2 separate regions of the Homo sapiens genome follow, and region 1 is linked to region 2. A link is an interaction called in ENCODE POLR2A ChIA-PET data of the cell type or tissue named here. Cell type or tissue: PC-9. All regions are shown on one strand. Links, peaks and the distances in the headings refer to the core of each region. The heading gives the core; the rest is flanking DNA. Region 1 overlaps B4GALT5 (beta-1,4-galactosyltransferase 5). Region 2 overlaps PTGIS (prostaglandin I2 synthase).

Region 1 (15,360 bases), core at 1-8,000, 83 kb before region 2:
TTTTTTCTGCCTGACCATAGTCAGAAGACATCAGTAGTTTTCGTTAAGCTGTGACCCCAGCTGAAGTCCATTCTTTCAACAAGTATCTATTAAAATGCGTATTCTGTGCCAGCCTCGTTAAGTGCTGCTGATGCAGCAGATCTGGAACACATCAGTATCCAGCCCATCGCTGGGAAATAAAAACAGTTGAATAACCAGCATTTGTACATTGCACATTGTAAGGGGAAATACTGTTTTGTGAAGCTTGTTTTAATTGTAAGTTTATAGATGTATTTTTGTCACAGTGTAGAATGTGTGTTTTCCTATGAGTTATGGCCTAGAATAAATTATAGGCCTACTATGTACTATAAGATATGGTATATGTAAGAATCACATTCATCTAGGTCCAAGGGCCAACTTGCCAACATAGATCTTTGTTTAGAGAAAGCTGAGGACAAGATAGCCAGCCTCCCAGAACTCCCATGGGTTGGTCAGCAATTCATCAGGGGTGTCCTGCTAAGGAGTGAAAGCTGAGAGTCCTAACTGTGCTTCTTTTGCTGTAATCCACTCCAGGTGGCGATCCTTATCCCCTTCCGGAACCGCCACGAGCACCTCCCAGTCCTGTTCAGACACCTGCTTCCCATGCTCCAGCGCCAGCGCTTGCAGTTTGCATTTTATGTGGTTGAACAAGTGAGTAGTCCTTTCTTTTCCTTTCTTTTTTCTCTTCTGAGACAGCAGTTTAGGTTGCTGCAAGCTAATCCACTGTTGGTGTGAAGAGCCAATAAAACTGAAATCTTAGGATCGAGTTGCCTGAGGTTTGAAGGGGGAGCAGAGAGCAATTCTGTGCTCCTGGTTTGAGATGTCTGTTGCCCAGTACTGGGCACACTTGAATCCAGGAGAGAGCTTTGTTGGCTCATGAACAAAGGCCTCTTGTATTATGGTTTTGTTGGTGCCTGCAGGCTCCAGACCCAGGAAGTTCCCCTTAAGATAAAGAGCTGCAGCAAGGTACAGCACAGAGGATGTGGCCTTGGAGTCAAGAGACCTCAGTGCTTGTCATGTCTGCTGTTAATCAACCAAGTGGCCTGGGACATTTGCAAACTTCTCTAAGCCTGAGGGTTTGGTTTTGTTTTAATCTTAAAAATATTGGTAGGGAACCAGATATAGAGGTCACAAACTGAAGAAGACCGCATGGCAAATTCAGTCTGTAAATCTTTTTTTTTTTGGTCCTGCATATATTTTATTTGCCTTTAGATGGAACATGACTGTCCTACTGTGGTTTTCTCTTGCCGGGCCTACTTTATATGTTTACATTACTGACTTGGCTTCTGTAGGCATTTTGAAGTATGTGATCCTTGAACTAGAGGTGCTATATCCATAGATAAACAAAAGGTTGACAGATTTCCCTGAATACACTGATCGTCAGTCTGAGGGTCTTTTGCATGCTCACCTCTCTCTATGGGCACACTTTTGAGTCTCACAGTCTGAGTTGCTGTTAAGTGGTCACCCTGGAGCTTGCCTTATACTGGAGTGAGAAAAAAGCTGAGCACCACTGTTCAGCAAGGCTGGGCATCTGGGAAATGCTAACGGTCTATCTGCCGGTCCTAAGTTGGGTATTTTGATAGTGGCAAGGGGGAGTCAATGTAGCTGTAACACTAATTAGGCTGTTAACTGATTTGAACTGGTTTCTTCATGAGCCACTGAATTCTTTGTCCATAGGCTTGAGTCCCTGGCATGCTCAGTGACTGTTGTCTTAGTTAGATCTTAAAAATAAAACAAGACAAAACTAAAAACCACTCTTTGTACTAGATTTGGTTTATGAACAGTTAGAGATTGGTTGATGTGCTGAAGAGCAAGTGGTAAGGAGTAGAAATGGTAGTGTTGTCTCTTCCCTTTGTGGAGCGGGGTACTCTTCTAAATGCTGGTACACGGTTGCATTTCTGCCTTCAGTAGCCTTGGGAGAGAGAAGCTTGCGTTTGCTATCACTTACATTTTTAAAGAAATTGGGGCCAGAGGTCCAGTGACTTTTTCTTTTTCTTTTTTTTGGAGATGGAGTCTTGCTCTGTCGCCCAAACTGGAGTACAATGGTGCGATCTTGGCTCACTGCAGCCTCCGCCTCCCGGGTTCAAGCTATTCTCCTACCTCAGCCTCCCAAGTAGCTGGGATTACAGGCATGCGCCACTACGCCTAGCTAATGTTTTTGTATTTTCAGTAGGGATGGGGTTTCACCATGTTGGCCAGGCTGGTCTCGAACTCCTGATCCGCCCACCTTGGTTTTCCAAAGTGCTGGGATTACAGGCGTGAGCCACTGTGCCCATGCCAGAGGTCCAGTGACTTCTGAGCCACACTGTGAGTTGATTTGTGGTGTTGGACCTGGTTACACTAGCCCAGTGATCTTTTCCAGTTGGTTCTAATAAACTCGTCTTTAGGCACAGGAAAGACAGCAAAGATTTTCCTTCAAGATTCTTTTAAAGATAAAGTTCTGTTTCTTTTAGGTTGGTACCCAACCCTTTAATCGAGCCATGCTTTTCAACGTTGGCTTTCAAGAGGCAATGAAAGACTTGGATTGGGACTGTTTGATTTTTCATGATGTAGATCACATACCGGAAAGTGATCGCAACTATTATGGATGTGGACAGATGCCGAGGCATTTTGCAACCAAATTGGATAAGTATATGTATCTGTGAGTATCATTTCTTCTTAATTAAAGAGGTTAAATCTGAAAGGATGGTGAGCGATGTGAAAAGGAAATCTAATTAGCTGCAACCTAGATGCCCATCAACTGATGGATGGATAAACAAAATGTGTGTATCCATACAATTGGAGCACTGTTTGGCAGGAGAAAGCAATGAAATACTGATACGTGCCAAAACACGGATGAACTTCGAAAACATTACGTTAAAGAAGCCAGACACAAAGGTTGTGTATCATATGATTCCAGGTGTCTGAAATGTCCAGAATAAGCAAATCTATAGTGACAGAAAGTAGATAAATGGTTATAAGGGGCTAAGGAGGATAGGAGGAGCAGGGGGTGATTGCTAATGGGTGCAAGGCTTTGCGGGGGACAGTGATGAAACATGTTAATATAGATTGTGGTCATGGTTGCACAATTCAGTGAATAAACTAAAACCATTGAATGATATACTCTAAATGGGCCAATTGTGTATGGGTATGTCAATTATATCTCACTAAAGCTATTAAAAATCAGTTTGCAAAAATTAATTTTGCTAATTTGATACATTCATATGGTTCAGGTCAGGAGCACAGAGAGCACTGTTTTTAGTCCTCAAATGAGAACCTTCTAGGGAAAACAGTTACCCTGTAACACACAGATGATTGATGTCCCACATCTCCTCCTAGGCTTCCTTATACCGAGTTCTTTGGCGGAGTGAGTGGCTTAACAGTGGAACAATTTCGGAAAATCAATGGCTTTCCTAATGCTTTCTGGGGTTGGGGTGGAGAAGATGACGACCTCTGGAACAGGTACCTCTGCCGTTCTTTCGGTGTCTTCTAGAAATGCTACCTTAGACTGCAGACCAATACTATCCGATAGGAATATAATGCAAGCCATGTGTGTAATTTAACATGTTCTAGTAGCTACAGTTTAAAAGGTTAAGGAAAAAAATGAAATTGACCAGCTGTGATGGCTCACACCTGTAATCCCAGCACTTTGGAAGGCCGAGGTGGGAGGATCACTTGAGCCCGGGAGTTCGAGGCCACAGAGAGCTGTGCCACTGCACTCTAGCTTGGGTGACAGAGTGAGACCTGTCTTAAAAAATACACACACACACACACACACACCACACACATCCAAGTTTTTAGAAAATATCTTTAATCTTAATTTAAAAATATCTTAATATCTTAAAAAACAAACTGTATATCCCAACAAAGCAGCTATTTTCATTTTTCTCCTTTGACATGCGAAAATCAACAAATTATAATTTAGCAATTTTTTCTTCTAATAAATAATACGTTCATTATAAAATACAAATGAGTATAAAAATAAATTACCCACAACAATAAGTAACATGTTACCATTTCATTGAGTTTATTTTGTGTTTAAAAAGTGGCAAGTGAACAGTAATTTAAAATCTCTGTGTGTCAGTTTTTAAAATCACAAATCTCAGGATTGTGAGGATTAAATGATGTAATGTGTATAGAGCTCTGGCATATCTGATATGTGATAAGCTCTCAATAGGTGTTACTGTTTTTATATCAACATTAAATACTCTGTAAACAGGATCTTAAGTGGCTCCATTTAATTCGGTTATATAGATGTACTGTAATTTATGTAACTATTTCCTGGTGTATATTTAGAATCTTTTCCATTTTCCACTATTTAGAGTGTGATATAGTAGATAATTCTTTTGCCTGTTATTCCTATTTAGGAAAAATTCCTATAAGCGAATGTAGTCATTTTAAGGCTCTTTTTTTTTTTAAGCTCTGTCCTTTAATGGATGCAAATAGGGTTTTTAAGGCATATTATAACTAAGTGCCCCTCCTGCTAAAGGTTCTAACAAAACTTTTCACTTCACCAGTGTTCTCTGTACTAAATGCCCATTTCATTGGAACCACTCCAAACTGAAGGGTGGAATATTAGTGATATGTCTACATAGATTTAGCTGCGCCATCACATAAGGCTTGTACTGTACAAGCTTGGGTGAACAATCCTGTGTGTGAGTGGAATAAAGTAATATTTTTATGGAGTAAGTAAACAGTAACCTCATAAGGAACAAATGCAAAATACTACCTGGTATCTGTTTCCTTTGTAGCTTGGCTTTTGAAAAGTATGTGTTTGTTGTTAATTACAAGGACTATTTTGCTAATAAAAATTCAAATGATAGGCTGAGCACTGTGGCTCACACCTGTAATCCCACCTCTTCACAAGGCCTAGGCTTGAGGATCACTTGAGCCCAGGAGTTCAAGACCAGTCTGGGCAACAGTGAGACCTTGTCTCTACAAAAAATAAAAAAAATTAGCCTGTTGTGGTGGCACACGCCTGTAGTCCCAGCTACTCAGGAGGCTGAGATGGGAGGACTAATTGAGCCTGGGAGATTGAGGCTGCACTGAACCATGATCACCTCACTGTACTCCAGCCTGGGCAACACAGTGGACCCTGTCTCTTAAAAAAAAAAAATTAGATGATACAAGTGTCTAAGTATTAATCCCCATTTTGATTCTATTTTATTCCCTGGAAGTAACCATTTCTTTCCGTACTTTTCTTTTCTTTTTTGAGACAGATTTTCTTTCTGTTACCCAAGCTGGTGCAATTTTGCTCACTGCAACCTTTGCCTCCCGGGTTCAAGTGATTCTCCTGTCTCAGCCTCCTGAGTAGCTGGGATTACAGACCTGCACCACCACGCCTGGCTAATTTTTTTTTTTTTTTTTAAGTAGAGATGGGGTTTCACCATTTTGGCCAGGCTGGTCTCGAACTCCTGACCTCAAATGATCTGCCCACCTCGGCCTCCCAAAGTGCTGGGATTACAGGCACGAGCCACCTAGCCCAGCCTATTTTTTCCGTTCACATAAAAACTTTAATTCAGTTAAAATTGAGTTTTAACTCAGTTTTTAAGAAATGACACAATGAGTCAGTTAAGCGGGTGAGAGCTTTTGCTGTGTGTGATTTCCAGGGTAAGCTTGTAACATGTCTTGTAGGCTTTGGTCACTCCTGGGCTATTACCGTTGTATCTAAAAGCCTGTTCTCTTGGTCTTGGACAGAGTACAGAATGCAGGCTATTCTGTGAGCCGGCCAGAGGGTGACACAGGAAAGTACAAGTCCATTCCTCATCACCATCGAGGAGAAGTCCAGTTTCTTGGAAGGTTGGTGGAATTTATCTCTGTCTCTTAGAAGTATCCCCTATACTTTCATGTCCGGATATCTTAGAGCATATTACAGCCCCTTCTCCTACTCCCCACCCCGAGGCCCTGTTCTGACAGCTGTTTGACAGCTGTTGCATGTATTCTAACTCTGAGGCAGAACAGTGTGGGGATCAGACCGTTGGTGAACATTTTCAATAGTAAGATTCTTCGAAGGAAATCACTTGTCCTATGTCTTCAGCCTTGTGGTCTCCACAGTAGCCTTTGGGGAATTTGGGAAGAAACAGCTTGGATGAAGGTCCCTGAGGTGACAGAGCAGTGGCGCCCTTTCCGCAGGCTCCCGTTCCGAATGGTGTCCTGAGCTTCTGTCTGGGTGGCTGCAGTTGCTGTGTTACCTTTTCTTTCTTTGTGTGTGTGTGTGTGTGTGTGTGTGTGTCTTTTCTAAATTGTGGGGAAGACTGTGCTCTAGACAACCAATTCTAATTGCTGAAATTCTGTTTTCATGGGAGTAAAATGGCACTGAATACAGAGTATGAACTTTCTCATCTGTTGTATTTTTAATGCTTTACCTCCCACTTCCCCACTCTCTGACCTTGGGCAAGTTACCTCACATTATTAAGCCTTGGCTTCCTCATTTGCTAGCAGGGGCTGGCGTGAGCATTAAATGAAATAATTAAGTGAAGCACCTGGCATGAAACACAGGAGGTGTTTCTGACCACAGCACTCAGCCTGGCATAGCAGAATTGGCCGTGCGCCCACCTTGTGCTGCAGAAGTGCTGCCATGGGTTGCGTCCTCTGCTGTGGGACGCCCTGCTCCATCCTCTGGCTGCAGAGGCATGGATCCTCACTCAGAGCCACCTCTTCTCTGTTCCCTCCCTAAACAGGTATGCTCTGCTGAGGAAGTCAAAAGAACGGCAAGGGCTGGATGGCCTCAACAACCTGAACTACTTTGCAAACATCACATACGACGCCTTGTATAAAAACATAACTGTCAACCTGACACCCGAGCTGGCTCAGGTGAACGAGTACTGAGAGGAGAGAATGTACGTTTGCTTTACCCACCGCCACCAAGAAAGCAGTCCGATGAGATTTTTTTTTGGAGGGGGGAGGGTCTACACAGCAAGAGAACAGAAATACTGTGTCTCATGAAGGATCACAGAGTTCAGGGGGAAAATGTGACAGCACACGCACAAACGCCTTCACTGGATCAGCCGCTGGAACTGAGGGAGTGAGCTTGGGGACTTCCTTCGTCAGCACTGGCTTTCTGTTTTCACAAGACAGACGTCTGTCCCGCTGCTCTCTCCCCATCTCCTACCCCACATCCTGTCTTAGCCGCAGTCTCCAGAACCCATGATGAACTGTGATCTGCCGTGGTCCTGCCGTGGTCCTGCCGTGGAGCCTGTCCCTACACATGACCTTGGAGCCTCTTGGCCTTCAGAGCAGAGGCAAACCCACCACAGGGCAGCTGCGTTTTAGGAAGAGCAAATGAAACTCCACACCATTCTTCTAGATCTCTGGTGTTCTCTTTGGTTTCATTTTTTTAAAAAATTACCTTCTTTGGGTGGGGATTGAGGGTGGAGGGGAGGGTGTTTGGGAAAGATAAATAGACATAAATATATAACAATCACTTCTTGAAGAAGTATAATTGTAAATAAGCCATGTAAAATGCCTTTTTAAAATTTAATTTTCTAGCTGGCTCCAATTCAAATTGAGGATTTATGTATTAGGCCACTTACTTGGTTGGCAAGTGCAGGAACTCAGTTAAAATGCAGTTGAAGAATGTCATCTCCCGAATTGCTGTCACTTTGGCGAGGGAGTGGATATAGGGCATGTCACAAAAGAACAAAATAACCCGACCTTTATTGCTGGGAGCTGGCTTCTGTCCCTTTCTTCCCCCCCCCACGAGTCTTGCCCTTGACTTCTGCTCTGGATTCACTCTTCCCTGTCGGCCGCGCATGTGCTCATCCCACTCTCCGCTAAGCGGGAGGCTGCTGTTAGAGCAGGCTGCTTCCTGCCTAAAGCAGGCCCTTCGGGGCTCGCTGCACACACATCTCTGGCTCTCCAGGCTTCGTGTTCTGTCTTTTCATCAGCATGGCGGGGCGGGGGGCGGGGGGCGGGGGTGTGTATGGGAATCCCTCCCCCTCTTACTTTTTCTCTTGTGGAACTTGGCCACAGTTTCTGAACAATGTGCCTACATTACCAGCTGGCTTCAGTGATTCCTCTGTGTCCCTTTTTGGTTTCTGGAAAGATTCTTTGTCAACATTAGTAACTGATACATAGAACCAAGGAGCACTCAAATAGGGAGCCAGGAGCCAGGGAGCTGGTGACACTTGTGTGCTGTGGGGCAGCTGGGATCCAGGTAAGACCGGATTGAAGCTTTGAAATTAGACTAACAAAGCTCCAGACAGCAAGAGCCCAGGTGCACTGCTCACACCCCCACCTGCATTTTGAAGTCATATTATTTTTTGTTTTGTTTTTTAAGACGGTCTGGCTCTGTCGCCTAAGCTGGAGTGTGGTGGCACGATCACAGCTCACTGCAGCCTCCATCTCCTAGGCTCAAGCCATTTTCCCACCTCAGCCTCCCGAGTAGCTGGGACTACAGGTGCACACCACCACACCTGGCTAATTTTTTGTATTTTTAGTAGAGACAGGGGTTTCTTCCATGTTGCCCAGGCTGGTCTCGAACTCCTGGACTCAAGCAATCCGCCCACCTTGACTTCCCAAAGTGCTGGGATTATGGGCGGGTGTGAGCCATTGCGCCCAGCCTTGAAGTCATGTTCTAAATTGTATTTGAATTTGTGCCTCTTTGTTTTTCCCCAAACCAAAGCCCTCAAATTGTAGTCTCTGTCGGCTTCTGCAGAATTCTGGAAAATGCCAGTTTTCCTCCCCCGCCCTTGTTTTCCATAAAACATATTTATATATTGTGATGAGGAGTACTTTCTGAAGAGTACTTCGTATTTTTTTTTAATTGCCTTGTTTGCCTTCAACTTCCTTGATTTTCATAGTTTACATGGGTGTGTGTAGGGGTGTGTGTGTGTATGTGTGTGGGTTAGGGCTTTTTTCGTTGCATGTGATGGTTCTGTGGACATATGATCCCCACAAACTGTGGGAGTGATTGGCCAGGCCTTGTTTTGTTTGTTTGTTTGTTTGTGTTTTTGTTCTTTTGAAGAATAGAGTGGTATTTAGAAAATAAATTGCATTGCAAAGCTCTTATCGGCTCATATGAGAGAGCAGGTTCCTGCCCTTGAAAATGCCGGTAAGCTATAGCATATGTTTTTTAAGACTTAAGCATTTCATGCTTTAAAATACCTTCACAAGTGAACATTACACACAGAAGTTCATTTGGTTTTCCTTTGTTTTATGGTGCATATAGCAATAAAGACCCCCCTCCACCCTGCAACCCCCATCCCCCACCGGGCCTTTGTCCCTGCCTTGGCTTTTCTCCCCTTCTCATTCTCCTCTCCCCTTTCCTCACTGAAGGCTGTGAGTTGCTTTCAATGTGACAACACTATGATGTCATTTGGAAGGATTTGCCAGGACAGACTGATTCTGAGTCCTGGGTGCCGTATGTGTATGCGGCAGTGTTGTCAGGCGATCTTGTTTGAAGCTCTATGTTGCCATAATTACCATCAAGTACACACTGTTGGCAAAAGGCTAACACCTGACTTTAGAAAATGCTGATTTGAGAACAAAAGGAAAGGTCTTTTTTCACTGCTTAAAGTGGGGTCACTTTGATACCTTTGCGGTCATGTCTGTGTCTGATGAGTGTAGAATCTCTGGATGTGCACTGTCAGTCATGTGTCCACCAGGCCTCGAATATCATATGGGAAATGTCATAGTTAAAAACGTACAGCCAGGCCCGTGTGCTGTTAATAGTGTGAAATTGTCATGTTAAAAAAAAAAACAGGAACCAAATGTGACCTTGTGCATATATTGGTAGCTGAAAATCTTCAAGGCTACTGATGGGTGGCCCCTTAATCTTGTCTTTGATTGCTGTGTGCAGGGAAAGGTGTCCCCGTTTGTTCATGCTGTTTTGGGGGGTGGGGGGGTATTTGCAAGAATACTCATTTTGACATAATAGGTCCTCTTGTCAGAGATCCTCTACCACAGACATTAATAGCTGAGCAGGAGCCACATGGATTGATTGTATCCACTCACCATTGACGATGGCATTGAGCGTAGCTAGCTTATTTCCATCACTACGTGTTTTTGAGCTTGCTCTTACGTTTTAAGAGGTGCCAGGGGTACATTTTTGCACTGAAATCTAAAGATGTTTTAAAAAACACTTTTCACAAAAATAGTCCTTTGTCATTACATTATTTACTCATGTGTTTGTACATTTTTGTATGTTAATTTATGAATGATTTTTTCAGTAAAAAATACATATTCAAGAACCAAACCTTGGTGGTCATTTCTCTTTGTGTAGGACAGTTTGGGTCCTTGGGGGTCTTTCCTTTTTCCTTTCCTTTCCTACAGGAGTTCAACTTAAGGCAGCTCAGCTGAGCTCTGGGTCTTGCTGGGGTAAATACTGCCTGACCCGTGCTGCAGGTGAACGGGCTGAGTAAAAAGCTACGCAGTGTAACAGAAGCAGTCCTCCACTGTGCTGCCCAGGCATGCCCACGCTTGGGTTTTCTTTCAAGAATCACCCAGGTGGTACCAAGAAAGTTGCATAAGACACTTGAGTGAGGGGACTTGGGGGTGAAGGGGGTGGTGAGGGTTGATGGAGTTTGATTCCAGAAGGTTCTCTGGGATCAGTGTAGGGTTTATATGCCAGATTCTGCTCAGAGATTGTCATCATGGCTTCTATGTGTTGAATGTTTGCCACTCACAGTATTAATAGTGTCAGATGCCGGGGACATAATAATAGAGAAAATAAGACAGGATCAGTGGACTCATTAAACTTACGGTCCACTGGGGGGTATGATTAAAATTGTATCCTCAATACCTGGTCCAAAAGGGGAAGCTGCAGGTGACGAGTGCATGGTAGGGTGGGCATTCCAGTTGGGAATGTAGGGAAGGTGGAAGCAAGTGAGCTAGGGGGAGACAAGGAGCGTGTGGCACACAGCTGCAGGGCAGGGAGGAAGCCAGCGTGGCTGGAGTAGAGGGGGCAGGGGGGCGCACAGGGGGAGGAGTTTGCATTTCATCCTTAGAGCAGTGGATTCAAGAGTTTTCAGCAGGCAGGGCTGCGTGATGCGATTCGGATTCCATAGCAACTTTGAGAGATGGCTCTGGTTGCAGGGAGAACGAGCGATGGTACAGAAGCAGAAGAGAAGCAGGGGCGAGTGAGATGGGTGCAGGGACGACGGAGGAGGGGAGACTGGGAGATACTGAGGTCGTGCTCCCAGGACCTGCCAGGGGTGATGGGGATGGAGGACTCCACCTAAGCTGCTGGCTTCCCACTTGCACAGGTAACAGGGCCATTCCCTGAGATGGGGGCACTAGAGTCAGACCAGATTGGCGGGATAGATACGAGATCAGTTGTGACTGCTGAGTTCAGGGAGTTTTGAGACAACCTGGCAGAGACAGCAGGGTGGGGGCTACAGGCAGACTGGGGAGTCTTTGGGTGGAGGAGGTTAGTAAGGACCCAGCAGCGGGTGAGATTGCTGGGGGATTGAGAACAGGAAGCATGGAGTAAGAGAAGGCAGCAGCCTTGGCCCAGCCTCTGAGAACCTGGTTGAGAAAAGGAGGATGAGTGAGCAGGAGGAGGGGTGGGAGGACAAGCAGGCCAAGAGGGAGAGTGGTCAGCCGTGCTGAAGGCAGCAGAGAAGCGATACAAGAGGAAGAGGGAGAAGCAGTGAGTTGGCAGTGGCCAGGTGTTGGAAATGTGGCAGGAGCCGTTTTGCTGACCTGATGGGGTGGAAGGAGGAGATAGCAGCAGAGTGGGTGTCTCTTGGATTTCCTGGGAAGGGGTGGAAAGAGGAGGTCAGGGCCACAGGAAGCGCGGGAAGCTGGGGGTGGGAGGTGAGGTGGGGTTGGGTTTTGGTTTTCCCACAAGAGAAGCTTGAGTGTGTTTCTTCTGAACCACAGGGAATGTCTGAGAGAGCACAGCTGAATACGTACAAGAGACCAGGTGATCTGGTGGGAATGTCCCTGAACTACTGGCAGGAGATGAGATTCAAACCAGAAAAACCAAACAGAAGGAACGAGGAGCTCTGTATAGGCCATCCCATTGGCAGACACACACCCCGTGAAGACTGTTGTTGCTGTGGAGGTCAGAGATCCCTTCCAGCCAGCTGCTGGAATTGGGATTCAGCAGAACTGATTCCTGGCACTACCACGTCCTCCATACTCTCAACATTTTTTTTTTTTAGTTTTCAGGGAAGTCCAGTAATAAAAATAGTTCCTATTTATTGAGTACTTGCTATGTGCCAGGGCCTATGCTAAGTGCATTGCACACCGTGAGTCCTCAACCCTTGAGAGGCGGGCACTGCCCCTTGTTCTGGAGCACGGCTTCTCCACATTGCTCTTGACAAATGGGGGAGCTGTCCTGCTCATTGTCGGGTGTTCAGCAGCACCCCTGGCCTCCTCCCTCTAGGTACAAACCCAAATGGAACAGCTACTCTAGACAAACTGAAGCCACAGCTTGCCTGAGGTCACAAAGCTAGCAGCTGAGCCGGCTGGGGACATTTTTGCCCCAGGGAAGACGCTCTTAACCCCTAGGCTGCTTCTGCTGACCCAACTCTTTTGCATATGTGCTCTAAATAGCTTTTGTTCACAGAGTTGAAAAGTCTATTCTAAAAGTAACGTGAATATGTGCTTGCTGGAAAATAAGTGTTAAACCACTCCTTTAATATTAGCAGTTTGACTGATGTCTACATTTTTTAGTTTTTTTGAGACGGAGTCTCTGTCACCCAGGCTGGAGTACAGTGGCACGATTGTAGCTCACCACAGCCTCAACCTCCTGGGCTCAAGTGATCCTCCCGCCTCAGCCTCCTAAGTAGCTGGGACTACAAGCCCACACCACCACGCTCAGCTAATTTTTATAATTTTTGTATTTCTTGTAGAGATGGGGTTTCACCATGTTGTCCAGATTGGTCTCGAACTCCTGGGCTCCAGCCGTCCTTTTGCCTTGGCCTCCCAAAGTGCTGGGATTCCAGGTGTGAGCCACCATGTCCAGCCATTGGCTGATGTCCAGATCTATACCTGTATACCTATATGCATGCTTAGGAAAACAAAGGCATAGTTTAAAAACCATAAGTTGTCCTGTAATTACTTTTGTTTTGTTTTGTTTTTTCTTAATGTTTCTGGAGACCTCTTTTCCGTGAATGAAGAGCTCCCTCAAATAAAGCCCAGATGTTACCTCCTTGGAGAAGATTTGATGAGCACCCAGTCTGAAATGCCACCTCCCTGTCCCTGTCCCCCCTTACCCTGTTTTATTGATTCACAATATTCTCACTCTGAATCGTACTATATTTTTATTGTTCTTTGTTCATTGGCTGTCAACCCCACTAAAATATAATCCCCATGAAGGCAGAGACTGTTTTGTTTTCTGCTCTATCCCCAGAGCTAAGAACTGGTCTTAGCACATAGTAGTTGCTCAATAAATATTTGTTGCATGAATGACTGAACCTATCTTATTATTTGAATTGTGACACATGGTAATCTCTTGTGTGGATGTATGTAATTTAGCCATTCCCCTCCTAATGGACATGGAGGTAGTTTCCAGTTTTCCACTATCACATTATATGCACCACAGTGAACACAGATGCACATCAATCCATGTGCACATATATGTGTAGGCCAACTTGAGAGAGTCAAGAAATGAAATTGTTGGAGCAAGGGATACACACCCACACCCACACACACACACACACACATATATATGCACACATGCACACACAAATACATACATATATTTATTTGTTTATGATATAAGGTCTCACTCCGTCACCCCAGGCTGGAGTGCAGTGGTGCGATCATGGGTCACTGCAGCCTCAACCTCCCGGGCTCAAGCTATCTTCCCAACTCAGCTTCCTGAGTAGCTGAGACCACAGGCACACACACCACACCTGGCTAATTAGTGTATTTTTTGTAGAGACAGGGTCTTACTATGTTACCCACACTGGTCTCAAATTCCTGGGATCAAGTGATCCACCCGCCTTGTCCTCCCAAAGTGTTGGGATTACAGGCGTCAGCCATCACGCCCCACCTGCACATTTTAAATGTTGAAGGAGCCTACCAAGTTGTCCTACAAAAAGGCAGTATGAATTAATCCTTCTACCATCAGTGAATGATCATGCTATTTATATCTTTAACCCCTGGAATTAAAGGGGATTTTGTGTATGATATGGTCAGGAGGGGCGGTCTATAATTTATTTTTTCCAAATGGATTGCTAATTGTCTCAACAGTATTTATTGAACAATCAATAATTTCCCCATGTCTTACACATTAAATTCTGTAGCAAGATTCTTCCATTTCATTGAGCTATTTGTCTTATTATGCCTTACAGTTTTAATTATGATAGCCCTGTAGTATGTTTTTATAAGACAAGTTTATCTCTACTTTCTATATCCTACCCCAAATTTTGTAAACATTTATAGAAGTGTAATATACATACAGAAAAGTCCATAAATCCAAAGCAAACAGCTCTTTTGTCAGGGTGAACATACTTACACAACCCCATTCTCATCAAAATTTTCAGCCAGGCATAGGCAGGAGGGTCACTTGAGGCCAGGAGTTCAAGACCAGCCTGGGCAACATAGTGAAACCCTGTCTCTACAAAAATTTAAGAAAAAATTAGCCAGGTGCAGTGGTGTGTGCCTGTAGTCCCAGCTACCGACGAGGCTGAGGCTGGAGGATCACTTGAGCCCAGGAGAGTGAGGCTACAGTGAGCCATGATTGCACCATTGCACTCCAGCCTGGGTGACACAGAATGAGACTCTGACTCAAAAAAATTGTTTTTCTTGGCTATGTTTATGTATTTTCTCAATCCGGTGAGATTTATTTTGTCAAGTTATATTTAAAAATCTATTTAAGGGCCAGGCATGGTGGCTCATGCCTGTAATCCCAGTACTTTGGAGGCCAAGGCAGGAGGATCACTTGAAGCCAGGAGTTTGAGACCAGCCTGGGCAACAAAGAGACCCTGTCTCTATATTTTAAAAAATTGCTTTTTAAAATCTAGGATCATGACTGACATTGCACTAAATTAATGATCTGGGAAGACAGCATCTTTAGCATCTTTACAGTATTAAGCTTTACCTCTAGACTTACCAAATTCTTTTGCTGAGGTCAGGCGCTGTGGCTCACGCCTGTAATCCCAGCACTTTGGGCGGATCACCTGAGGTCAGGAGTTTGAGACCAGCCTGGCCAACATGGAGAAACCCCGTCTCTACTAAAAATACACAAAAAAATAGCCAGGCATGGCGGCAGGCGCCTGCAATCCCAGCTACTTGGGAGGCTGAGGCAGGAGAATCACTTGAACCCGGGAGGTGGAGGTTGCAGTGAGCTGAGATAGTGCCATTGCACTCCAGCCTGGGCAACGAGAGCGAGACTCTGTCTAAAAAAAAAAAAATGCTAGTTTCCTCCTAACCTGGTACCCTCGATGCCACAGTACCTTGCAGGTGGGC
Region 2 (16,715 bases), core at 4,950-12,949:
CTCCCACCGCAGCCTCCCAAAGTGCTGGAATTACCGGTGTGAACCACCACGCCTGGCTTTGCAAGAATTTTTAATTCACAGGAAGAATGAATTCTCAGTCTTCCCACACATTATACTGGTAATCTGAACACTCAAAAGTCTTAGAACCATGTGACTTTTAGATACTAAGAAATGCAACTACAAGCAAAAAATTCTTAAAGAAGGACAATGGCCGGGAGGGCGGATCACGAGGTCAGGAGATCGAGACCATTCTGGCTAACACGGTGAAACCTCATCGCTACTAAAAAAAAAAAAAATACAAAAAAAATTAGCCGGGCGTGGTGGCAGGCGCCTGTAGTCTCAGCTACTCAGGAGACTGAGGCAGGAGAATGGCATGAAGCCGGGAGATGGAGGTTGCAGTGAGCTGAGATCCTGCCACTGCACTCCAGCCTGGGCGACAGAGCGACTCCATCTCAAAAAAAAAAAAAAAAAAGGGCAAACAAGTGAAACAAGTGGGTGACCCTGATGCCGTCTGAATGGTGATCCAGTTTGGGTTAAAATAAGCAAGGCTCTCCAGCTCCCTTGTCTCATTTCTTTATCCTGACCAAGCCTTGAGGTAATTTCCATCACCCTTATCATACAGCTGAGGTTTAAAAAGATGAAGTGACTTTCCCAAGGTCATACAAAAATTATACTCCACATCTAGGCCCCTCCAAAATTCATGCTTATCCCAGTAAGACACCACTACTTCTGGGAGTGAGCAACTCCGTCTTTACCTTTAGAATTTAATTTAAAACTTTTAAATTAGGAAACATTTCAACTATACAGAAAAAGAAAAAGAATACGGTAAGAAGCCCCATGTACCTATACCTTGATTTGACAGTCATTAACATTATTTAAAAAATATTAGACATAGGCTGGGCACGGTGGCTCACACCTATAATTCCAGCACTTTGGGAGGCTGAGGCGGGCCGATCAAGAGGTCAGGAGATCGAGACCATCCTGGCTAACACGATGAAACCCCGTCTCTACTAAAAATACAGAAAATTAGCCAGGCGTGGTGGCAGGCACCTGTAGTCCCAGCTACTCAGGAGGCTGAGGCAGGAGAATGGCGTGAACCCAGGAGGCGGAGCTTGCAGTGAGCGGAGCTTGCGCCATTGCACTCCAGCCTGGGCAACAGAGCGAGACTCCATCTCAAAAAAAAAAAATTAGATGTCATGATATTCCACCCTTGAATATTTCAGAATGCATATAAAACTGACAACTACAATTCTATTTTCTTGCCTGAGAATATAAAAAGATAATTCTTAATGTCATGTAGTTCCCAGTTCAAATTCAAATTTCTGCAATTACAGCAAGAATTTTCGAGCCCCATTCGGTGAACATGAGGGTGGTGAGCTGAGAGTTAGGAGTATGGCTTGTGGGCCCCTTGAAACTAATTGATTTGCCTTGTGAGTATCAGAAGCATTCTTCCTGCTTCCCAGGCCTCAGTTTATCTGTACTTCGAGGTGGCTCATGGAGGTGGTCTCTCAAGCCCCAGCCATATCACCAGGCTACTGCATCTCTTCCTTTGGGCTTGTGTGACCACCACAGGGAGCACTGAGAGAGATCTCTTGGTTGGGAGGCTCCTTTTCTGGGGGTCCGGAAGGCATAGTGGCATCAAGCGAGGGTCACTGTGGCCCAGTGGCTGGTCTGGGCCCTTGCAGGATGCAGAATTTGTAGGCACAAATAAATCTGTCTCATTCTAACATGCACTGACCAGAGGTCACCCAACAGTGGTCCGTGACTGGATTCAGCCCTGGATGGGCTGGGTTTGTGCTGTGTGGGACATGGGGAGAAAATTGGGGGATTCCATACACAAAAATCTAGATTTCCAACTTCTTCTGAAAAATGGGAAGATCTAGCAATACTTTCCTGGGACTCAGTGGTAGCACCCTCTCTAAATCTTGCCACAGTCCCCACTACTCCCTATTGCCTCTCCAGCATGCAGCTATTCTAGTTACCACTGTACTTCCTCTGCTGTTTTTTCCTGTGTTGAGAAATAATTCTGTGAATTTGTGTCTATTTCAAAAACCAGAAAACAAAAACTAGGGCAAGGCCACGTGCTTTTTATGCACAGTGGTAGCAGTGCGGGGCAGGTATGGAAGAGCATCTGGGAAACCCTGTTAATGGCAGACTGAAAACCCTGGAGGCCTGTGGGTGAGCCCTGGGGGAAGAATGGGTTAAGCAGGTTAAACAGAATTTTGGGTTGCTCCAGCTCACCTGTGCAACTAAGCCCCCTTTTGTTCCCCATTAAATCCTCCCAGAGCTTAAGGCCCTGCATTGAGTTGAAATGATTGAACAGAGAGGTTGGGCAGTCTACCCAACATTGCACAGCTGAACCATGCCAGCCTCTGCTCTGGACAATCTAGAAGATGGACTCTGTGTCAAGTGCTTAACCTGCATTGGCTTTCTTAACCCTCTCAGCAACTCTGGGAGGCAGGTGCTGCCCATTGAGCACCGACTGCATACATGATTCATTCAGACCAGCCACTGTTCTGAGTGCTGGAGTGAACAACACGCCCTCCCTTCATGGCTCTTCCATCTAGTGAAGATGCGATACGTCAGGGGGCATGGAGGCGGGTGACATCCCATCCTTGACTCCTTTCCCTGGTTCACAAAGGGTCAAGTGGGAGAGAGATCCAGGGCAGGCGACAGGGGTCAGTGAGTGAGGAATAGGCCGTTTTTAGAGGAACCCATGTGATGGGGCTCCAGTCGGAAATCAGAAAAGATGCCTTGGGATCTGACCCAGGGTGGGCAGGAAACCGGCTGTGTGGGCAGGAGCCGGGGATGGAAAGGTCAGGGCCCACCGCCCTGCCCGCCAGGGCCTGGCAGTACCTAAAAAAAAGTGAGAGTGTCCGTGGGTGGGGCTAGAGCCCACAGTCCCCAAAACAGAGCCTCCTTCGCCCCCGCTGGCTGCAGGCTGAGTCACCCTGGAATGTGACCACGGCCTGAGTTGGATTGAGGGCCCAAGGCTGGAGGAGCCAACATCAGGGGTCAGGCGCCTGGGCTCCGGGCTTCCTGCCTTTGTCTGCGCCTCCTTGGGACTTTTCTGGGGAAAGAGGAAAGCTGCCAGGAATAACACCTGGCTCGCTGGGGAGCTCCGGCCACAGCCAGGAGAAAGGCAGGGGAAGAAAGCCTGCTCCCGCCTGCAAAGATGTTTTAGGAGAAAATTTCAGGGCCTGCATTTGAGTAGGTCTCTGGAATATCTCTGCAAAATGGAGGTGAAAATGCCCACTTAGGGTGACTGGGGGCCAGGGTAGTGTCAAGAGGGTGGGCACTGCAGCCAGACCTGTCTGGATTAGAAACCCAAGTCCTCTATGTTGGACCCTCTGGCATGTGACTTAGCCCTCTGCACCTCAGTTTCCTCCTCTGTAAAATGGGCCTGGCAGTAATAATTGCTTCCTCATAAGGTTAGGGGGAGGATTCATTGAGTCACTGGGATAAAGTCCTCAGTGTGGTGTCTCCCACACCATCAGCGTTCATTAAATGTTAGCCATTATTTCCAAACAAGGAAACGTTTGGAAAATGCCAAGTATAGCTCCTGATGTGTAGTTGGCACTAGGTAAATGGTGCCCAGGAATCTTACTGCTCCTGCTTCTCAGCTGCTTCCCAGCTACTAGGTGCCAGGTGCTCTGTAACTCCCCTCATCCTTGGCACAGCCCAATGCAGTCAGTAGCATTATTGCTTCCATTTTACAGATGAGGAAATAGAGGCATGGAGAAGCTAAGTCACACAGCCAGCAAGAAGCGTGGCTGGGATTTGAAGCCAGGAAGTATGGTGCTAAAGTTTGGGCTCATCGTGACCATGCCCTCCTGCCTCTTATGCAAAAATCACTGCTTCTGGGTCCAGTCTGCCAGGCTCTGACCTGGGCTGGAAGGGGGCTGCCATGAACCAGTTATTCCAAGGCTACTTGGGCAGCACGACACGTGGAGACTTCAGGAGAAGTGGCCTTAGCCCAGGGGCTCACAAAAAGATGAGGCACAAGGCAAGGCCCTGCACCTCCTTAGACTCACAGAGCTCAAATTTGCAAGTCTCCTCTTTGACTAGAGAAGCCGGGATGGGCTGGGGAGAGGAGGGAATGGTTGGGAGAGGCACTTCCTAGGCCCTCAAATTTCATCTTTGCTTCTGCTCCCATCCTTCCCAGCCTTGGCCCTCAAATCTGGCCATTTGCTCCTGCCCACGAGCTGTCCCACCCTTTGGGTTATACTGGGGGCAGCCAGGTAGAGGGAAAAAGGGAGCAGGAGACAGGGGCAGAGGGAGGTAGAGAGGGAGGGGGAAAGGAGGAAGAGAAGTGGCTGCTTCCCTGAACTGCTGGGTGTGGAACAAAAGGCCCTGTGCTGAAAGTGGGAGACTCAGATGTTAGGTCTGGCTCCCCGGGGACCATGGCCATTGCTTCCACCACATTGCTCTCCTGGGGGGGTCACGGTAGTTCCCTGACACATCTCCTTCCTTCCTCTTGTCTTTCTCTGGTATGACCCTTTAAAGGTGTGGTCACATCACTTACTGGCTCCTGCTGCAAACCCTCCAGTGGATCCCTGCCACGCGTGGCATAGGAGCCGGACTCCCACCTTGGCCTTGGCCCTCGTGGTCCACAAAGTCATCTCCAGCATCATCGCCTACGTCTCGTCCCCACATTCTCCACTCCAGCCACGCTGGCTCCTGCTGTCTCGAAAACCTCACCGAGCATGCTCCCACCCCAGTACCTTTGCACTTGCTGTTGCCTCTGCCTGTAACACTCTTCTCCCTGCCCCTCCCAGAGCACTCCCTTCACATCCTTCTGGTCTTTGCTCACGTGGCATCTCCTGAGGAGGCCCTCCTTGACCACCTTTTGTAAACCAGCCCCCCTCACTGTCTCACACCACCCTGTTTTCTTTTTTCTTTAATGGAATATAATTCATATCCCATTTAGTTCACCCTTTTGGGCTGGGCATAGTGGCTCATGCCTGTAATCCCAGCACTATGGGAGGCTGAGACAGGGAGTGCTTGAGCCCAAGAGTTAAGATCAACCTAGGCAACACATCAAGACCCTGTCTCTATAAAAAAATAGAAAAACAAAGTCAGGTGTGATGGCATGTGCCTATATATAGTGCCAGCTACTCGGGAGGCTGAGGCTGGAGGATTGCGTGAGTCCAAACGTTTGAGGTTATAGTCAACTATGATCATGCCACGGCCCTCCAGCTCCCCTTTTAAAGTGTATAATTCGGCCGGGCATGGTGGCTCACGCCTGTAATCCCAGCACTTTGGGAGGCTGAGGCAGATGGATCACAAGGTCAGGAGTTCAAGACCAGCCTGGCCAAGATGGTGAAACCCATCTCTACTAAAAATACAAAAAATTGGCCGGGCGTGGTGGCGGGTGCCTGTAATCCCAGCTACTCGGCAGGCTGAGGCAGAGAATTGCTTGAACCCGGGAGGTGCAGGTTGCAGTGAGCCAAGATCGCGCCATTGCACTCCAGCCTTGGCGACAGACCAAGATTCCGTCTCAAAAAAAAAAAAAAAAGTGTATAATTCAATAGTTTCTAGTATATCCACCGGGTTGTGCAATCATCACCATCATCTAATTCCAGAATATTTTCATCACCCCTAAAAGAAACCATGTACCCATTAGCAGTCACTCCCCATTTCCCCCTCCTCCAGCCCTGGGCAACCACTAATGTACTTTCTATCTCTATTGATTTCCCAATTCTGGACAGTTCATATAAATGAATTAATACAATATGTGGCCTTTTGTGTCTGGCTTCTTTCACTGGGCTTAATGTTTTTAAGGTTCACCCACATCGTAGCATGAATCAGTACTTCATTCCTTTTTGTGGCTGAGTAACGTTTCGTGGCATTGATACACCACATTCTGTTTATCCGTTCGTCACTCAACGAACACTTGAGTTGTTTTCACTTTTCAGCTATTACGAATAATGCTGCTGTCACCCGAAAGCGGTCCTGATCCAGACCCCAAGAGAGGGTTCTTGGATCTCAGGCAAGAAATAATTTAGAGTGAGTTCACAGAGTAACGTGAAAGCAAGTTTATTAAGAAGGTAAAGGAACGAAAGAGTGGCCACACCATAGACAGACCAGGGCGTTTCCGAAGGCAAGAGGAGGAATGTGTCTGCCTTAGTTACAATTCTTCTTGTTTATATAGAAGATAAAAATCATGGGAGAGGTGTGCTCTTCTACCACAAGGGCTGGGGACAAAAGATTGTTACCTAACAATCTTCCATAAGAATCTATATTATTATCTTTAAAGCAAAACTTATTCTTAAACTAAGAAGGCTTTTGTTCATAAAATATCGGGACAGCAGGATGTTTCCTGGGTCTGTTAAGTCCTGGATCTGTTAAGTCTTGGGTCTGTTGGGTAAGCATGATTTAACGTGTTCCCTTGATCGTAAACATCCTGCGCTTAAGAATGCCTAGCTTCCTGGCCCAGCATGGTGGTTCACGCCTCTAATCCCAGCACTTGGTGAAGCGGAGGCAGGTGGATCACCTGAGATCAGGAGTTCGAGACCAGCCTGACCAACATGATGAAATCCTGTCTCTACTAAAAATACAAAACTAGCCGGGCATGGTTGTTCATTCCTGTAATCCCAGCTACTTGGGAGGCTGAGGCAGGAGAATCACTTGAACCTGGGAGGCGGAGGTTGCAGTGAGCTGAGATCGCGCCATTGCACTCCAGCCTGGGCAATAAGAGCAAAACTCCATCTCAAAAAAAAAAAAAAAAATTGTCTAACTTCTTCTTGGGATTGCAGCCCAGCAAGTCTCAGCCTCATTTTACCCAGCTCCTATTCAACATGGAGTCACTCTGGTTTGAACACCTCTGACACTGCTTACGAATAATAGTGTATACATTTGTATAAGATCCAACGTTTTCAATTCTTTAGGGTACATTGCTGGGTCTTGTAGTAAGTCTATGCTTGACGTTTTGAGGAACTGCCAGACTGCATTCCAAAGCAGCTGCACGATTTTACATTCCCACCAGCAATGTATGAGGGTTCTCACTTCTCCACATCCTTGCTAACACTTATTTTCTTCCCTTTTTTGGTGGTGGGAACAGGGTCTCGTTCTCTTGCTTAGGTTGTAGTCCAGTGGCACAGTCACAGCTCATTATAGCTTCCACCTCCCAGGCTCAAGTGATCCCCCAAACTCAGCCTCCTGAGTAGCTGGGACTACAGGTGCACACCACCACACCTGGCTAATTTTTGTATTTTTTGTAGAGACAGGGTCTCACCATGTTGCCCAGGCTGGTCTTGAACTCCTAGGATCAAGAGATCCTCCCACTTTGGCCTCCCAGAGTGTTGGGATTATAGGCATGAGACACCATGCCCAGCCTTATTTTCCTTTTTTAAAATTTTTGTTTTTATTATGGCCATCCTGGTGGGTGAAGTGGTACCTGTAAACCAAAAAGTGTCTGAGACAGGTCTCAATCAATTTAGATGTTTCTTTTTCCAAGGTTAAGGACATGCCCAGTAGAGAGGTCTGTGCCTTTCTCCAAAGACGACTTTGAGGGTTTCAATACTTAAAGCGGGGGAAAGGTGGGCTGTAAGAGAAAGAGGGAAGGTATGGTAATCCCCATGTCACAAGAGAAAAGGAACGGGTAGGGCGATAGTCAATGATGTATTTCTCTCATGCACAGTAAATCAGCACTTTACATAAAATAAGGTGAACATAGAGTAGCTGCCTATGGAGATACTGAAACTTTTATCTGTAGCTATCTGCTTAGGAATAGTAGGAAAGGCAGCTTCTTGCATGACTCAGCTTTCAGTTTAATTTTTTCCTCATGGCAGAGTGAATTGGTGTCCTGAGTTTTTATTTTCCTTTCTCCCCGGTTTTCTTTTCTCCCTGGTTTTCTTTTCTTTTCTTCTTTTTTTTTTTCTTTTCTTTCTTCCTGCACGTTTTTTGCTCTGCAGCCTCAACCTTCCAGACTCAAGCGATCTTCCTGTCTCAGCCTCCCTAGTAGCTGGGACTACAGACATGTGCTACCATGCTGGGCTAATTTTTTTAATTTTTAGTAGAGACGGGGTCTCACTCTGTTTCCCAGGCTGGTCTTGAACTCCTAGGCTCAAGTGATCCTCCTGTCTCAGCCTCCCAAAGTGCTGGGATTACAGGCATGAACCACCATGTATGCCTGCCCCCCTTTTCTATTTAAGATCTTTTGGAGAAAGCATTTTAGAAGAAAATGAATCTCCGGTCTCAGGTTTTGTCTGATCTCTCATGTCTAGGATGGTTTATTTCTAGACGAATAGGTCCCACATTGTTAGGAAAGCTCAGTTTTAGTAGGTTGTGAAGTCTCACATCACACAAAGAAAATAAGAGAGAAAGAAAACAGGAAAAAAGGAGGAAGTAAGCAGATAAACAAAAAAGAAAGAACGAACCTGGAAAACTGATAGAGGCCATATTACTCTCAAGTCCGTATATCAGTAGGCAGGTATGAAAATGATTTCTGCATATAAAGAGATTGCTTTTATTTTCTTCCAAAGTTTAAGTTCAGTTTATAGGGCTTTAAGAAAAGCACAGCTTAACTTTTAGTGATTTCACATCAGGAAAAATGAGGGGAGGAAAAAAAAAAGAAGGGAAAACATTGAAAACATTCTTTTGGAGACTTGGAGCCAGGAGAATTTTTAGAATTCAGTCCAAATTGTGGAAAATAATAAAAATGGAAAAACATTAGACAAGTCTAGACTCTAATAACAGGTGTACTATAGTTAATTTTGAAACATGACTTTTCTCTCTCCAATTCCCCAATTTTATTAAAGACAAAATCATAGTAGGACCAACTTATTTGTAAAATAAGTTTTAGTTATATTATACTTGGCTTGATTATTTTCATAAAATGCAGCAAGACTGATCATTTGCCATATGAGCTCTCTCTTCTTTTTAAAATTGGCTTTGCTGGAAGCTTTTCCATAAGGAATCTGAGTCTAGACCTTTTTAAAAGCCTCACACCCAGCCAAGGATTTAGCTGTGCCTGCAGATACCTGTATGAATTGAGTGAATTCAAAAAGTGACATTCTTTGCTTTCCACAGGTCAGGACCCTGTAAACGACAGGGTATATGAAGCCAGTTTTTCCAAGGTGCTTTTATTAGCTCTATAGTTCAGCCTTATTTTCTCAAAGTAGTCTGAAAATATGTCATTCCAGTTAAAGCCTTGGTAAAATAACCAGTGTCTCCAATTATGCCCTGTTATAAAAGAAAAAAGATACTTAGGCAAATAACTACATTGCCATAAATTAAGAATACTCACAAATAGTTTCCAAGTTTTGGAAAAAATAGGTAAAGAGAAAGAAATTCTGTTTTAAATTTTTCTCATGAGAGTATACTTTACTGAATTGTTAAAAGCTATAAATAGCTTAAAAGAAGAGAAAGTTTTCTTGACTCTGTAAAACAAAACAAAAAGAATCAACAAATGTTTTAAACAAAAACTCATAAAAGATTATTTCAATCTCCTGTTAGTTCAGTTCATGCAATTAACTCCTGTTCTGCTCAAGATGGGATTAGCAGTCCTCATGAATACATCAGTTCTCCATGACAGTCCTGGAAGTTTTTCTCCCTATTCCAATGGCACAATCTCTAAGGTTGTCAGAAGCCCATGTTTAAGAGTACTCCTCAGAGTTCTATAGCTGATTATAAATCACCTATAAAAAGATCAAACTAAAACAACTGTGGATGACAAAAGTCTTAGAACAGCCATAGTTAAAGACACAATTGACAAGGAAATTTGGTTACGTCTGTGGTATTCAATAGTTTTACATAATAATCATAATTACTACTGATGATGTATACTAAGTCATATCAGAATCACAGGAATCTCATACAATTTTGGAACACATACTCATTTATATAAGCAACTCATTTATATAAATATAATCCAAAGAAGATTAAACACCATTTCATATTTGACAATGCTTCCTGTATGATTTTATTTTACCAAATAAGCCGAATATGTCTCTTTTGGACTTCAGAGGACCTAATGCCAAAAAATTAATGAGGTCAAAAGGACTGAATTGACTATTTTATTTTGGAAAGTTTGTCAAATATAGAAAGTTTAAAACACTTGACATCACAAAATAGAATCACAGGTTATTGTAAAATAAGTCATTCATTTAGCCAAAGGTATAACTCAGAGATTTCAGAAAAAAGGCAAAAACCTTTATTCTTTTTTTTTTTCGAGACACTCTCACTTTGTCGCCCAGGTTGGAGTGCAGTGGTGCAATCTTGGCTCACTGCAACCTCCACCTCCCAGGTTCAAGCAATTCTTGTGCCTCAGACTCCCGACTAGCTGGGATTATAGGCACCTGCCACCACACCCAGCCAATTTTTTTGTATTTTTAGTAGAAACGGGGTTTCACCATGTTGGCCAGGCTGGTCTTGAACTCCTGACCTCAAGTGATCCACCCGCTTCAGCTTCCCAAAGTGCTGGGATTACAGGCATGAGCCACCACACCTGGCCTAAAAACCTTTATTCTTTGAGAGAGGAGACTTAATTTTCCAAATAATAAGCTCTAATAAATACAGCATGAGGCCAATTAAATCCTGTTTCTCAAATCTTATAAACAAATCTATTAAATTTTAATCATCTTGACCCTAAGATGTAATTTCCATAAACCATTTTCTAAACTTTTATAATTTTTTAAAGGGTGGGATAATGCTTCAAGAAAACCTTGTTAATCTGACACAGGAGCCCAGATGCTGGTCTTGCATCAGTGTGCCTTTGATGTTAATGTTTAATTAATAGAGAAACTCTGAACTAATTTAATCTCTCAGAATCAGCCCTTACAATCTCATATGCCCACCTCTTCCATGATAGTCCCTGGGCCTAGAGAGGTTGAATAGTTTTCATTTCTGGCTCCATGTCTCACAAATGCAGCTTATTTTGAATGTCATCTCCTCCTAGGTCTGAAGATGATGCTTTAACTGCTGTCAGTGTTTAAGATTTAGCAGGACTCAGTGTCCTTTTTAGACCCAGGAGTCAAAGCCCTGTAACTAAACAGCACCAGGACTTTAAAAACATTACAGAAAGTTACAAGGATGTAATAACCTTCATTAAAAATTTTTTTATATCAGCTTTCCTAGGCAAATCAAAACACAGAACAATTTAGACATATTAAGAAATGCCAGGAGCACAGAATGTTATATTGGATGAAAACATTTCCTTTAGACCTTTATGATAAAGCATTTTTAGCATCAGGCTACAACAGTTAGGACCTGAGGGAAAAAATTTATATGAGCTGACGAAAATGTTGATGGAGAGAATTATTCTCTCAGTCCTTCTCAAAGAGGAGAGAAAGCTGAAAATAGCAAGATGCAATAAAAGTTGAACTTTTGAGTTAAAAAAATTAAAATCTCATGTAATGTTATTAACAGTAAAATAATACCTTAAGAAAATTTTGTTCTAACCAATTCTTTAGTGTATTAGTGCATTTTTAATATCAAAACCCAATCTCTAGAAAGACTATTATAAATAATTTCCTTTTAATTATAGTCAACTTGTTCACATAAAATGTTTTTCATAAATTCTCTTTTTATAAACCTTATTATGACTTACACAAACCATTTACAACATGCTTCCTGTTTTATCCTAAACATCTCTCTTTCGTAAATGATCAATCATTTTATTTTAGGACAAAAAATTTTTACGGGATTCTTTCCATATACAATTATTTTTCTTTTAACCTTTCTTGCCAAAGATACCCCTTTATAATTTTCTTTACATGCTTCTTATTTACTTATTCTTTTTACGTTGTTTAATAAACAACCTTTGAATTAGACAAAACTATTTCCTTTTAATAAGAACACTTTTTTAAGAAAAATGTTTTTCTGTAACTTTTTAAGGAAAAATTGGAAATGACCCAGACATTTAATGGGTATCTATTATTTAATTTAATATCACTTTAGATTCTGAATTATATGACATTTATTTATAAGCATTTATTTCATTACATTTACCTAATTAATTTTTTAAAATAGTTTACCTAGATTACTTATGAAAACTGTGATAGTCACTATTTAAAGTTATTTCCCTGTTAATCATTTTTATAGCTGTGAATTTCAGATGTTTACTTAAGTAAGAACTTTAAAGTTAAATACATGTGTGTTTTTTGTTTTTTGCCAATAACTCAGGATTTAACTGTTTTCATTAAATGAACAATATTAAATGCCTTATTTATCAAAAAGTTACACAATGATAATTCTCTTTTGGGCTGGATTTATAGCTTCATAATCCTCATGCCAAATTTTGTCACCTTATAATATCTAGCAGAGATAAATATATAACCCCTTGACTAATACATATAAAACAATAATGTATATTGACAATTCTGAAACCATTTCTAATTTTATTTTACCAATAATTTTAAAACCAGCTTATTTGTTAAAGATTTACTTAAGTCATGTGAGCTTGAAAAACCATTTGGGCTTAAAGTTTCTATTTTTCTGATAAAGTATTTGATTTTTTTCTTTAAGCCAATTTATTAGACCTCTTATGTATTTTTTTGTAGTGAAACATTATATACAGGACATATAAATACATAGACAGACAGGCAGCAGTAGATCTGATAAGATTCATAAGACCCCTTTTTTTCTCCTGTTATAAAGCTCCTGGCTTTTCTTAATATGTCTAAGTTGTTTTATGTTTTTATTTGCCTAGGAAAGCTGATATAAAACAATTTTAAATAAAAGTTATTACATCCATGTGACTTTCTGTATCGTTTTTAAGTCCTGGTGCTGTTAAGTTATAGTGTTTGACTCCTGGGTCTAAAAAGGACAACTATCTTAGACTTCCAATTTCTTGATAACCTGTTTCATTACCCTAGGCAATTGTCAGCCAAACTTGCATACTAAAGGAACAACTCTTGGGTGAAAATCAGATAGGGAAATGTATATCTCTAAAGAGAGAGAGAGACAGACAGAGAGAGAGAGAGAAAGAAAGAGGGAGAGAGAGACTGGGTGTGTTAGAGGGAGATTAAAAATGGATGCCAAGCCACAAGCCAAACATAAAATTATAGAAATCTTCTGTAGGATTTTATGAGGAGACAAACTTTATTTAGATAGGTAGATTTAAATTTAGTCTCTGTCTTTTAACTGGACCTCTGAGCTCTGGGCAGAGTCCACACTGAATCCTGGGTCTCTAAAAGGAGAGAGATATCATGAGACTAAGCCATGTAATGCTTTTACAGTGCACTTTGTTACAAAAGCATTTCTCTAAGTATTTTAACCACTCCCTCTCTTAAACACACAAGAGTAGTTCCTGTAGTAATAGCTATTTTAGTTAATAAAAAAAAAAGAAATCAGATAACGCAATACAAAAACAATCAGTTTAAGATCTGAGAGGAACTTGTCTTTTTACACTCTTAGGGTTTCATAAGGAAAAACAGAGGTTTCTCCCCAGAAGGAGTCTGGCACCTTCTCTGTTTTCTTTAAGGAATCCCAGGCTGTTAGAAATTATTTTAGGTCCCTTATGCAGCAGAGGGCGGCAAGAGGAAGGAGAGACAGGCAGAAGTAAATGGAGAAAACAGAATTCAGTCGACTGGGAAGAAAAAATCTTTTTCTCAAAAAACAAGAACCTAGGAGAGAAAAAAGAAAGCATAAAGGCATACACACACACACACACACACACACACACACACACACACAAACACATACACATGCATACACACACATACACACGCATACACACACACATAAACACACACACATACATAAACACTGCTGACAAAAAGAGTTAAACTCTGTAAAATATTTGAGGAGATTTATTCTGAGCCAAATATGAGTGACCATGGCCTACAACACAGCCTCAGGAGATCCTGATGACATGTGCCCAACGTGGTCAAGGCACAGCTCGGTTTGTACATTTTAGGGAGACAGGAGATATCAATCAAATACATTGACAATATACATTTGTCCAGTCCAGAAAGACAGGACAACTTGATGTGGGGGGTGCTTCCAGGTTATAGGTGGATTTTAAAACTTTCTGATTGGCAATTGGTTGCAAGAGTTATTGTCAATAGAAATAAATGTCTGGGTTATAATAAGAGGTTGTGAAGACCAAAGTTTTCTCATGCAGATGAAGCCTCCAGGTAGCAGGCTTCAGAGCGAATAGATGTAAAGGTTTCTTATCAGACTTAAGGTCTGTGTTGATATGAATGCTGGAGGGTATAATGAGTCATGTCTGACCCCCACTTCCCACCACGGCCTGAACCAGTCTTTCAGGTTAAATTTTATTTTATTTTTTTTGAGACGGAGTCTTGCTTTGTCGCCCTGGCTGGAGTGCAATGGAGCAATCTCAGCTCACTGCAACCTCCTCCTCCTGGGTTCAAGCGATTCTCCTGCCTCAGCCTCCCGAGTAACTGGGACTACAGGCATGCACCACGACCATGCCTGGCTAATTTTTGTATTTTCAGTAGAGATGACGTTTCATCATGATGGCCGGGCCGGTCTTCAACTCCTGGCCTCAAGTGATCCACCTGCCTTGGCCTCCCAAAGTGCTGGGATTACAGGCATCAGCCACTGTGCCTGGCCTGCACTTTACCATCTACAAAGCAGGAAAAAAAACTTCAAACTTGCCTTCCTTGTTGGAAGTGAGTTGAAACTCCAGAAGGGAGTTACGTGCTCTCCATCGTCATGGAAGCAGGAAAACTTGCCTTCCTTGTTGGAAGCAAGTAATACTCCAGAAAAGGAGTTGTACAACAAAATAAAACTTAGCTCTCAAATTGTAGCTCTCTTAGATCTCAAATTTTCAGAGATTCGGGATTCTCTGCAGCAGGGAGCTCCCAGCCCTACTGGTTTGACCAATGAAGACAGATACCAAGCTGTTACCAAACACCAACAGGAGATTTGTCAAAGGCCAGGGCCACCTACATGGAGTCCCTTCATGGTCGCCAATTTGTAAACTAAAAAGTATCTAAGCTAGGTCTCAATCAATTTAGATGTTTATTTTACCAAGGTTAAGGACAATGCCAGGGAGAAGAAAAACCACAGAATCACAGAAACAGTCTGTGGTCTGTGCCTTTCTTCAAAGATGACTCTGAGGGTTTCAGTATTTAAAGGGGGAAAAGTGGGCTGGAGGGGAAAGAGGGAGGGTGTGGTCATCCACATGTTACAAGAGAAAAGGAGCAGGTGAGGCAATAGTCCCCGAGTGCTCCATTCAGATTACCTCCCCGACTGCTCCATTCAAAATCACACTCTGCAACCTACACTCTTTATGCCCTTCCTTGCCTTATCAAATGGTGACAAGTGCCATGGCTTCTGTAGGCGACCTGGTGAGCCTCCCCTGGACCTGGGCAGCATCCCCTGGTTGGGGTATGCCTTGGACTTTGGAAAAGATGCTGCCAGCTTCCTCACGAGGATGAAGGAGAAGCACGGTGACATCTTTACTGTAAGTGCCTCTTGTGCCTCGGGAGGGATGGGGATGAGCAGCTGGGCCTCATATCTGGTTTCTGTTGATTCCTTCAACATATGTCCCTATGCCAACCCCCCCACCCCACCATCCAACATCCATCTGAGTGGTCGAGCCAACTTTCTATCCAGCTGCCTGTCCAGCTGCACTCTCAATGCTGACCTAACATCATCCCTTCAGTCTCCCTCTTGCTCTTCCCAGCGTGGAGTTATGCAGTCACTCAATATCTATCCAATACTTGTATATCCATGCAGCTGACCTCCATCTATCCATTCCATTTCCATCCGTTCAACATCCATCTTCCCATCCCATTCTTCTGCCTGTCCACCTGGTGTCTACTAAGCGTCCTTCCATCCTTATATCTACTCAGCATTCATTCGTCAACCTCCGTCTATCCACTCACCCATCAGTTTTTCCATAGATTCACCCGACATCTGTCAATTCATTTATCCATCTTCTATCCCTTCATGTGTCTGCCCAGATCTACCCAGAGTTCTTCCACTCATGGATCCAATGTTCATCCAACTTTCATCTGTATACAGTTGGCCCCCTGTATCCATGGGTGGGTTCCATATCTCTGGATTCAACCGGCCACGAATTGAAAATATTTGGGGGAAAATGTGTTGGTACTAAACTTTTTTAGACTTTTTTGTTGTAATTCTTCCCTAAAAATATAGTTTAACAACTATTTATTTAGCATTTACATTGTGTTAGGTATTATAAGTAATCTAGAGATGACTTAAAGTATATGGGAGGATGCATGTAGGTTATTTGCAAATATTATGCCATTTTAAATCAAGGACTTGAGCATCCATAGATTTTGGTATCTGCAGGAGGTCCTGGAACCAATCCTCCATGGATACTGAGGGATAACTGGTCAGTTTCCACCAACTTTCATTTTTCTGTTTATCTACGCATCTTTCTGTTCATCTGCCACTATCCACCCAACACTCAGCTATATTCAGTATTCGATGTCTCCCCACTGGATATACATCTATTTATATCTCATCCATCCATCCTTACAACATCTATTCAAACGACCACCACCCACCCACCTTCCATGTATCCTTCCAACTTCCATCCAATCAACATTCATCCTTCACTTTACCCAGTATCTACCTAGCATTCTCTCATCCATGTACCCAACATTTATTGGTACATTTGGTTTCCAACCAACCTCTAGCTGCCCTTCCATCCATCTTTCCATCCAACATAGATTCATTGATCTATCCTTCCATTTATCCATCTATCTAACATTGTATCCACAAGTATTTACCCAGCAATTTCCTTCCTTCCTTCCTTCCTTCCTCCCTCC

What was found. Peaks named below come from ENCODE experiments on the same cell type or tissue, not always from the same donor. Only the 100,000 strongest peaks of a DNase experiment are listed, where the experiment ranks them.
Region 1: POLR2A ChIA-PET joins it to region 2 with 7 read pairs; 3 of 35 experiments call an interaction of 5 or more read pairs at or near these places.

Annotation. Positions count from the first base shown.
Region 1 is chr20:49,627,777-49,643,136 of GRCh38, reverse strand. It overlaps B4GALT5 (beta-1,4-galactosyltransferase 5), which reads left to right. Exons shown (of 9, transcript NM_004776.4): 5 at 553-669; 6 at 2,472-2,659; 7 at 3,337-3,459; 8 at 5,695-5,796; 9 at 6,678-10,192. The coding sequence ends at 6,825. It overlaps LOC124904926 (a long non-coding RNA gene), which reads left to right and starts at 10,941. Exons shown (of 2, transcript XR_007067638.1): 1 at 10,941-11,201; 2 at 11,821-13,353. RefSeq lists enhancers at 6,133-6,633, 11,194-11,876, 11,927-12,246, 12,477-12,526. In PC-9, for the core only: no CTCF peak of the experiment used is centred there; no DNase peak of the experiment used is centred there; H3K27ac peaks cover 723 bases.
Region 2 is chr20:49,548,730-49,565,444 of GRCh38, reverse strand. PTGIS (prostaglandin I2 synthase) reads left to right here. Exons shown (of 10, transcript NM_000961.4): 2 at 15,256-15,379. Among named protein-coding and RNA genes, the nearest start is that of PTGIS, 11 kb to the left of the region's middle. In PC-9, for the core only: no CTCF peak of the experiment used is centred there; no DNase peak of the experiment used is centred there; H3K4me3 peaks cover 875 bases; H3K27ac peaks cover 4,311 bases.